2 separate regions of the Homo sapiens genome follow, and region 1 is linked to region 2. A link is an interaction called in ENCODE POLR2A ChIA-PET data of the cell type or tissue named here. Cell type or tissue: HepG2. All regions are shown on one strand. Links, peaks and the distances in the headings refer to the core of each region. The heading gives the core; the rest is flanking DNA.

The links. ChIA-PET counts read pairs that join two places held together with the same protein. Peaks named below come from ENCODE experiments on the same cell type or tissue, not always from the same donor. Only the 100,000 strongest peaks of a DNase experiment are listed, where the experiment ranks them.
Region 1: POLR2A ChIA-PET joins it to region 2 with 13 read pairs; 4 of 35 experiments call an interaction of 5 or more read pairs at or near these places.

Annotation. Positions count from the first base shown.
Region 1 is chr21:44,909,601-44,913,974 of GRCh38, reverse strand. It overlaps ITGB2 (integrin subunit beta 2), which reads left to right. Exons shown (of 16, transcript NM_000211.5): 2 at 3,190-3,250; 3 at 3,603-3,691. The coding sequence starts at 3,193. LOC107987303 (a long non-coding RNA gene) reads left to right here and starts at 3,701. Exons shown (of 2, transcript XR_001755083.2): 1 at 3,701-4,374. RefSeq lists enhancers at 1-234, 1,554-1,603, 4,316-4,374. In HepG2, for the core only: a CTCF peak has its summit at 2,168 (motif pointing right); DNase peaks (open chromatin) are centred at 344, 1,206, 2,194 and 3,634; H3K4me3 peaks cover 1,995 bases.
Region 2 is chr21:45,010,484-45,014,857 of GRCh38, reverse strand. No RefSeq gene overlaps it. Among named protein-coding and RNA genes, the nearest start is that of PICSAR, 7.9 kb to the right of the region's middle. RefSeq lists enhancers at 925-1,908, 1,909-2,894, 1,780-2,979 and a silencer at 1,850-2,144. In HepG2, for the core only: CTCF peaks have their summits at 1,464 and 2,472 (motif pointing right); DNase peaks (open chromatin) are centred at 317, 1,537 and 2,337; H3K4me3 peaks cover 1,269 bases.

The DNA of each region.
Region 1 (4,374 bases), core at 80-4,079, 100 kb after region 2:
CCCCTCCTGCCCTGCAGCTCTGCCGGCTTAGCCTCAGGGCACCAGAGGTGACAGTGGCCAGGCACCTGTTTGCCCGAATGCTGCCCTACATCTGTGCCTTACCCATTCCCATCCCCCAGGGAGCTGGCACAGGCCCTTCGACCACCTCCAGGCACATGGAGGAAACTGAGGCAGATAGGCCTGATGGGGTCTTGGTCTCTCAGGCCTCAGGTGAGGCCCTGGACCTCCGTGGGCCATCCTGGCTGCTGGGCAGAGGGGCTGCCCTGCCCTGTTCTCCCACAGAAGGGAGGCTGGCTGCCAGGCTCAGTGCACTGCCTTACCTCCTGGAGCGGACCTTCATCCCCAGCTGTTTGTCTGGGCTCAGCCACTGGCATTGGGGGGTGGGGCAGGGCCTGGCTTCTCTTGTGCCCCCAGCTCCAAGCCCCCCAGGGCTGCTCATGGAGGAGCAACAGTGGGGAGAAGGTGGCTCCCCACCAGCCCCCTTCCTGTGGTCAAGGTTGGGGTGCCGTGGTCTCTGAGCCAATCCTGCTGGAATCAAGGTGCACCCCCTCTCCCTGTGGGCAGGTGGGAGTGCCCGGGGTAACTGGGCACCAGGTCCATATCTTGCTGCTGCTGGGGCCCTCAGTTTCCCCATTTGAGGGTATGAAGTGTTTGCATGCCACTGGTCACGACTGTGTTAGGGGCGGAGACCTCATGTCTGCGGCCCCAGGGAGAGCGTGGAGCTGGGGTGTGAGTCCTTACCAGCCTGGCTGGGGCTGCCAGGGGAGGTCTGCACCCCCTCCCCACTTGGCGCAGCTGCGACCTGGGGGAGTCCTGAAGCCGGCTGGACCCTGCACCCTGGGGGAGTCCTGAAGCCGGCTGGACCCTGCACCCTGGGGGAGTCCTGAAGCCGGCTGGACCCTGCACCCTGGGGGAGTCCTGAAGCCGGCTGGACCCTGCACCCTGGGGGAGTCCTGAAGCCGGCTGGACCCTGCACCCTGGGGGAGTCCTGAAGCCGGCTGGACCCTGCACCCTGGGGGAGTCCTGAAGCCGGCTGGACCCTGCACCCTGGGGGAGTCCTGAAGCCGGCTGGACCCTGCACCCTGGGGGAGTCCTGAAGCCGGCTGGACCCTGCACCCTGGGGGAGTCCTGAAGCCGGCTGGACCCTGCACCCTGGGGGAGTCCTGAAGCTGGCTGGACCCTGCACCCTGGGGTAGCTCCAGCACGCACAGGGCCTCCGATCAGCTGAGGGGCTGGTGGGCACTCGTGGCACCGAGGTCAGTCCAGGCGCAGGACTTTGAGGGGGCCCAGATGGAGAGCTGGAACTGGCCTCGGCCTGAACCACAACCCCCAACGATCAGAGATATGGGGGCTTTCAGACACAGGGTGGGCCCAATGTGAACCAAAACCACCTCCTCCAGGAAGTTACAGCAGGGTGCAGGTTCTGTTTTTGACCCCAGGACGGGAAGGATCAAGGGTTCCCTTTTGACATTTTTGTATTCTGATTATAATTTTGCTGGGAACCAGGGAATGAGGTCACTGCCAAAACAACAGGACCTTGGGGCTTGTTGGGGCGTCTAAGCTGTGGGATCCTCAGATGGGCCCCTGGTGGGTGTTCCGTTGGCCTCAGAGCCCCCAGCACAGGTGCAGGGCTTTCGGGGGATGGAGGGGAGCCAGGGCCTGTGGCTGAGGGCACCCGAGCCTCCCGGGCCACAGCACAGCACCCAGCGCTGTCTTCAAAGCCGGCAGGCCCTAGTTTGGGGCTCTGCTGGCTTGGGTCTGCCCACTGAACCTTGGGTGGCCCTGCCAGCACCACCCGAGGGAAGGGTGTGGGGCAGGAACGCCCCAGCAGCCTGGGAGGCCGTGACAGGAACTGGCATTTGCTGGAGGAGGTGTGTTGATCTTTGCTTCTGACAACAGCCCCAGGGTAACGGAAATGTCTTCCTGCCCACCATGACAGGAAGGCTCCTGGGTACCCCTTCTCAGTACCTCTCCACCTTCTTGGTGCCAGATAAAAGGGTCCCAGCCAGCTATAATGTTCTCAGGTCCTGGGAGGTCAGACCCAGGGGCCCACCCCACCTAGGAAGCCCTAAGACCCCCCAAGGAGCCGACCTAGGCCTGGTTTGGGCACCTCCCGGATGGAGGGAAGGGAACCCAGGGGTGGAACGGCCCTGCTGCCCGCTAGGAGGTGCTGCCGGCCTCCAGCACCAGGCTGAGGCCTGCTTCCGTCATTTTGCCTCTGGGGCCGAGGGCCTGTGAGTGACCACTGAGCCGCCCCTGGCTGTGGATGCGTGGGTTAAGGACGGGGTGGGTGTGTATCTGGAAACAAAAGGGCAGGACCCCGGCAACTGGTGGCTTGGGCAAGTCAGGTGACTTTTTTTCCCACCTGGCAGGGACTGCAGGGCTCCTGGGCAGGCCTAGCACACAGCTTGGCACCCGCGGGCATCAAGCCAGCTTTCTCTTCCTGGCACACAGCCTGGCACCCGCGGGCATCCAGCCAGCTTTCTCTTCCTGGCTATGTTTCTGCCACAGAGAGACAGGGCCAAGCCCAGCTCTCCTCCAAGCACAGGCTCTGCTCACGGAGGACCTGGGGCACACTGGGGCAGAGTGCACACACCGGGTGTGTGGGGTTCTGGTGTTTGTGTGCGTGTACATTTGCACGTGTGTATGGTGTGTGCGTGTGGTGTGTGTGTCTGTGTGGTGTGTATGTGTGTGTACGTGTGCATGTGTATATTTGTGTGTGGTGTGTAGTGTCTTGCGGGGAGTATGGTGTGGGTAAGGGGTGTATACATCTCTGTGTGTACATATGTGTGGTGTGATGCATGTATATGTGTGGTGTGTGCATGCACGTGGTGTGTACATGCAGTCAGGCACACATCTGTATGCACGTACACGTGCATGTGTGGTGTGTGTACACGTCTGCATGTGTGTGTGTGCCTGTGTTGTGTGCCTCTGCAGGGGCCCGCTGCAGCTGTCCTGGGTGCCTGGCTGAGCAGGTGTGCTGCCCGCACTGCTGAGCCCGGGATCCCTCCCTCCCTGGCTGTTGGCAGCTGGGCCCAGTGCAGCTGTGCTGGCCTGACCCTAACCCACCCCCTGCAGCAGGGACAGGGCCCCAGCTCCTTGTCCCAGGCCAGCTGGAGGGGAGCTTCATGGGTGGTCAGCCCCAGGGGTTGGGCCTGAGACCGTCACCAAGACCCCTTCCCTCCACAGGACATGCTGGGCCTGCGCCCCCCACTGCTCGCCCTGGTGGGGCTGCTCTCCCTCGGGTGCGGTGAGTTCTGTGTTCCACGGAGGGGACTCCACGCGTGACATTCCAATCAGGGAGAACAGGGCCTGCCCTCACTTTCCCATAGACAGAAGTTCCCGGGAGGCTGGGGAAGGACCTTGCCACTGGGGGTAGGTCGGGGACTCAGGCCTCGTCTCCGCACGTGCCAGGAGGCTGTAGCTGTGCTGTTTCCCGAGGGCCCCTCTTTGCACCTGGGGGTGGTGGCGAATGCGGGGTCTCCTCCTGGAGGCTGCCTCCCTGTCTTTTTGGGCCTCCTCTGACCTTCCTGCTCTACTCCCCCTTGGGTGTGGGCAGGGCGGCCCAGAGCACCCACTCACCAGCCGGCCTCGTCCCTCAGTCCTCTCTCAGGAGTGCACGAAGTTCAAGGTCAGCAGCTGCCGGGAATGCATCGAGTCGGGGCCCGGCTGCACCTGGTGCCAGAAGCTGGTAAGTGCCTCCTGGACCCCTCCCCACCTGCCCAGCTCCTGGGTGAGGGCCCTTTCCTGCCCCTGAAGCCAGTGGCACCCAGAGGACCAACAACTCCATTTTCTTTTTGAGGGGGTCCCCAGACCCTGGCCTCACCCTCCCCTCAAGGGGCCCCTGAGGTTCTGATGTGTGGTCTGTTTGGAAACACACACAGAACACACACTTGTATTTTTTCTCAGCCATTTCCGAGTAGGTTGTAGACATGGAGCCCTTTGTCTCTTAGTACTTCAAGGGAGGTCTTTCTTAAGAACAAGGTTTTCACTTACAAAACTACGTAAGCAAGTGCAGAAACACGCGCGCTTCTGGCCCCGCATCGCCAGCACGCTTTCCTGCAGAGTCAGCAGGTTTGGGGCCAGTGACGGGACCCACCAAACACAGCCCTTATCAGAATCCAGGGGCTTTGCAGGGACAAGGTGGCCAAGAGGAAATGTACTTTGATGTAAATGTATTTTGATACATGTATATCTATATTTGATAAATTCATGTATCAAATTCAGGAAATTCAGCATTGGTATCTCATTATCATCAAACCTACACACTACGCATATTTTATTGGTTGTCCCAATGATGTCTTCGTGAGCATATTTTCCTGGTGGATTTTGTCACCCAGGCTCACCCTGTGCTCAGCTGTCTCAGGCTCAGAA
Region 2 (4,374 bases), core at 265-4,264:
TTATAATGCTAGCTGGCGCACGGCACTATGGGAGCCTCGCTGTCACACTAGGTCCTGTCTGCCTCCGTGCTGGAAACTTCCTGGGCCTCTTGTTGCACTCAGAGTTCAACCCTAACCCCTCTCAAGGCCCAGGGGCCTGGCACACTGTTTCCTGCCTCCCTGCCCCTCGCCGCACCTCTCTCGGCTCCCCTGGCCCGGGCTGAACCTGCCAGCTTCGCACCTGCTGCCCCTTCTGTCTCCGCCCAGGGCCCCGAGTGGCTCCTCCCCCAACCAGGCCCTGCTCGGCGGGGGCGGCCCCTCTTGTCTCTCTCCCCTCTGCCACTTGGTTTCTCTCTGCCCACAGTGTGTGTGTGTATTGGCTTCCTGCTGTCTTCCCCCTGGGAACAGGAGTTCAGATCCCCTGAGACAGGAATCATACAGGGTGGTTGCAAGAGGATAGAAAATTCCAGGCAGCAGTTTTCCAGGACCAGCCAAAGGGAACTGTTGAAATAGATTTCAGGCTGTAAGACCCTGAAAACCAGAGTGCGGGCCCAGCTGGCTAAGACCAACTGGACCCACCCCGGTGCTGGATTTGACCCGGGTTTCACCTAGGACCTCATGATACGCTCATTAACATCCTAAATCCCAGGCCAGGTGTGGTGGCTCACGCCTGTAATCCCAGCACTTTGGGAGGCCGAGGCAGGCAGATCACCTGACGTCACGAGTTCAAGACCAGCCTGGCCAACGTGGTGAAACGCTGTCTCTACAAAAATACAAAAATTAGCTGGGTGTGGTGGCATATGCCTGTAATCCCAGCTACTCGGGAGGCTGAGGCAGGAGAATTGCTTGAACCCGTGAGACAGAGGTTGCTGTGAGCTGAGATCGCACCACTGCATTCCAGCCTGGGTAACAGAGTGAGACTCTGTCTCAAAAAAAAAAAAAAAAAAATCCTAAATCCCACACCCATGGGTGCCAGGACAGTTCTGGGAACACCCATGTTTGGAGTAAAAACTGGTGGGACCACAGTTCTGAGAAATCTCCACCTTTTTCCAGGAATCTTCTTGGACTCTGCCCCTTGGTTTAAAAAAAAACCCATAAAGGCAGCAGCCCCAAACCTCACTGCGCGACTGTCTTGTGAGTCCACGCGAACTCCCCTCTTGAGTGTAGACTTTTCACTTTGCAATAAATCTCTGTACTTTGACTATTTTCGGACTTGTCCTTGAATTCCTTCTCGCGGTGGTGTCAAGAGCCCTGACACTGGCTGGGATCGAGGTCCCATCAGCGTCTGGGGACCTTGCACAGCCCATCAGTATCACCCTCAGATGAGCCGAGGGCGTGCAGGTCCCAGGTCCGCTTGGTGCCGGTGGCATGAGTGGTCGGTCTGTGAAAGCCAGGGGACCCACAGCAGTGCCAGCCCCCAAGGTAGGGCCTGCTTGCCCACAGCTCCCCCAGGTGTGAGCCCGCCCTGTAGCAGCAGGCTGCCCCTGGTGGTACTGCAGAGCCCAGGGTGAGTTCAGCTCTGTCCCCAGAGGGCCGGTGGGCCTTCTGCTGGCTGTTTGCACAGCTCGCTGGGTGCGGGGCAGCCTTGGCCTTTAGCCGGGGCCTCCCTCTCCCTGCAGGGGGAGTCCCCAGAGTCACCAGCCTGGCTGCTGTTTCTGCAACGCCCCCACCACGCCCCACCACCATCAAGGCCCCTCTGCCCCTGCCTTCACCTCCCCAGGACTGGGGCCTCCATCTGCTTTCACCTCCCTGGGCTCCCAGGTTCAGCCCTCCAAGAGTTGCTGCAGCTTTACTCTTTCTCTTCCTTTCACTACAGATGCGTTCCCCCCTCAGTTCCAGGTGTGCGTTGGGGACAGAGACAAGGGCATTGCCCAGGCTGCCATCCTTAAGAAGTCTACGTGGGAAATGGGTAACCCACAGGAACAGACTTGGGTCAGTGGCAGGCATGTCCCATCCAGACACCTCTTCCCCAGCTGCTCCCTTCGGGCTCAGGTGCCGCCTCCTCTCTGCAGCCTCCTGCCAGGACCTGTCTGCCGGAGCTTCCTTCGCTCAGCCCTGAACCCCGCCCACCACTCCCTGCAGGCACAAATCCCTGATTTCTGTCCATCTGTTCCTTGCCTCTGAAATGTCACCATTGGGTGTTAAAGGGTCTGGAGGTGACCTGAGGCAGGTGAGATAGGGGGACCATGAGGGGGCCACTCCTCAGCCCTGTGCTCTCTATTCTGCCCCTAAGAGGAGCTAAGGAACAGTTCTTTGGTCTGATTGTGACACTGCATCCTGTGCTTTCACTGTGTGGTGGGCTGAGTGATGGCCCTGGAATGTCCGGGCCCCAATCCCTGGAAAGTGACCTCACCTGGCAGGAATGTTTGCAGGGGGGACTCAGTGAGAGGCCCTGAGACGGGGGATTATCTCGGATCATCCGGGTGGGACTGAGGCGCCTCTGGTGTTCTTAGCAGGGGAGGTCTGCCCCACCAGACCACGTGTCACCAGCGCTGTGCTGCTCTGCTGGCCACGAGAGGGAGGCCAAGGGGGCAGCGCGGGGGCTGAGGCGGCAGGAGCCTCGAGGAGTCCTGCAGACACCTTACACCTTTATTGTGCCCAGTGAAACCACTTTGGACCTGGAGCTGTGAGAACGTCCATTTCTGATGTTGCAGCTGCCTGCTCTGTGGCGATTTGTTGCAGCTGAAGCTCGTGCAGCTCGGCAGTGGCGTGGTCTGTGTTTCTCGGGTTGTGTGGCCCCCATTCCTGCTGGAACCGGGGCAGTGAGCCGAGGTGCTGGAGGCCCTGGGCGGGGCGGTGTGTGGTCCCCTCAAGGCTGCCCGGCTGTGAGGACCAATGTCTGCACCACCTCTATCAGCCGGCCCTCCTGCGGCAGCTGGGGTCGGGCGGGGTGTGGGGGGCGTGAACACAATGGGCCAGAACCCAGGTGTGGGCTCGAAGCTTCTGTGGGGCTGCTCCATGCGGGTGCTGTTCCCAAATAATTATCTGGTCAAATGTGACGCGGTCCTGCAGACTTGGCATACTGGGCAGAGCCTGACAGGCTCACACACTTTGAGCAGAAATCCCTTTTTCAGAAATTGCCTCTAAGGAAACGCCACGCGTGGGGATTCAGACGTGCAATGAAAGGGGCTTGATGCGGCTGCTCCTCAAATTTTGGTGGATTTGGTGGGAGGCACCACCCCACCACACCTTCTGGTGCGTTCCCTGTAGGCCGCTGTCCAGACAGACGACCTGGCCCCAGGGTTCCAGGCAGGGTCGGGGCTCACCGATTGTTGCTGGAGAGGTTGGAAGGAGGGGTGAGTGGGGCTGCCCCTCAGTGCCTTGGCCCTGCAGCTAGAGGTCACACCCTGGCTTCGGCGTTGGCAGTGGGTCCCACGCGGGCCTGTGCCGGCCTCGCCGTGCGGGCACCCCTCTGCTGGGATGGGTCTCAGCAGAGATGGAGAATATTGTGCTGTTGAGAACACTAAACGTGTTAGCTGTCGGTGAGACTATAAGTGATTCCTACCATTTTCTTCATGTATCTTTGTATTTCTAGATTTCCTACAATAAACATGTATTAAATTACTATTCTAGTGAAAGAAATAAAAGACAGTAGACTTCCACTTCTAGACAAGATGGAGTGACAGGGGCTGAATGTACTTATCTGCCCAAAACAACTAAATAAGAGACAAGACTATTGAAACCAGGGTCCTCAAGGCAATGGGCATCAGACAAAAAGGAGCCGTGACCCGAGAAATGGGACACGGACGCGATGAGCCCTCTGAGGGCCCGGCCGACCTCCCGGAGAGAGTTTCCAGGTCACAGTGCTGGGAGGTGACGCAGGTGGAGCCAGGGATCTCCTGAGTTGAGGACGCTGAGAGTCGGGGAGACCAAGGCAGCCACAGCTTGCAGGGCAGAGGGTGAGAGAGGGGAGCTGCACCTAGCGAGAACCCTGGAAAGGCACAGAGGGCCCCTGAGAGGCAGCAGAAGGCTGATGAGCAAATTGAATCTGTAGTTAAAAATCTTCCCCTCTCACATACAAAATAACCCCGGGCTTAGACGGCTTCACAGGGGAGCTCCAGCCAACATTTAAGAAAGAGCTAATAGCAATTCTACATAAGCTCTTCCAGAAAGTTGAAAAGCAGGGATTTTTCTCAAGTCCTTCCAGGAGGCCAGCATGATCTTGATATGAAAACCAAAGACATTACAGGAGAAGAATATAGGAACAAGCATCCCCCTTTAGAAGTCCTAAACAAAAGCTTACTAAATTGAACCCAACAACATATTAAAAAGATGATACATCATAACCAAGGAGAATTTTCCCCAATATATCAGGATTGTCTTAAGGATTGAACACGTAAAAATCAATTTAAGTCACCATATTAACAAACTGAAAGAAGAACAATGTGATTGTCT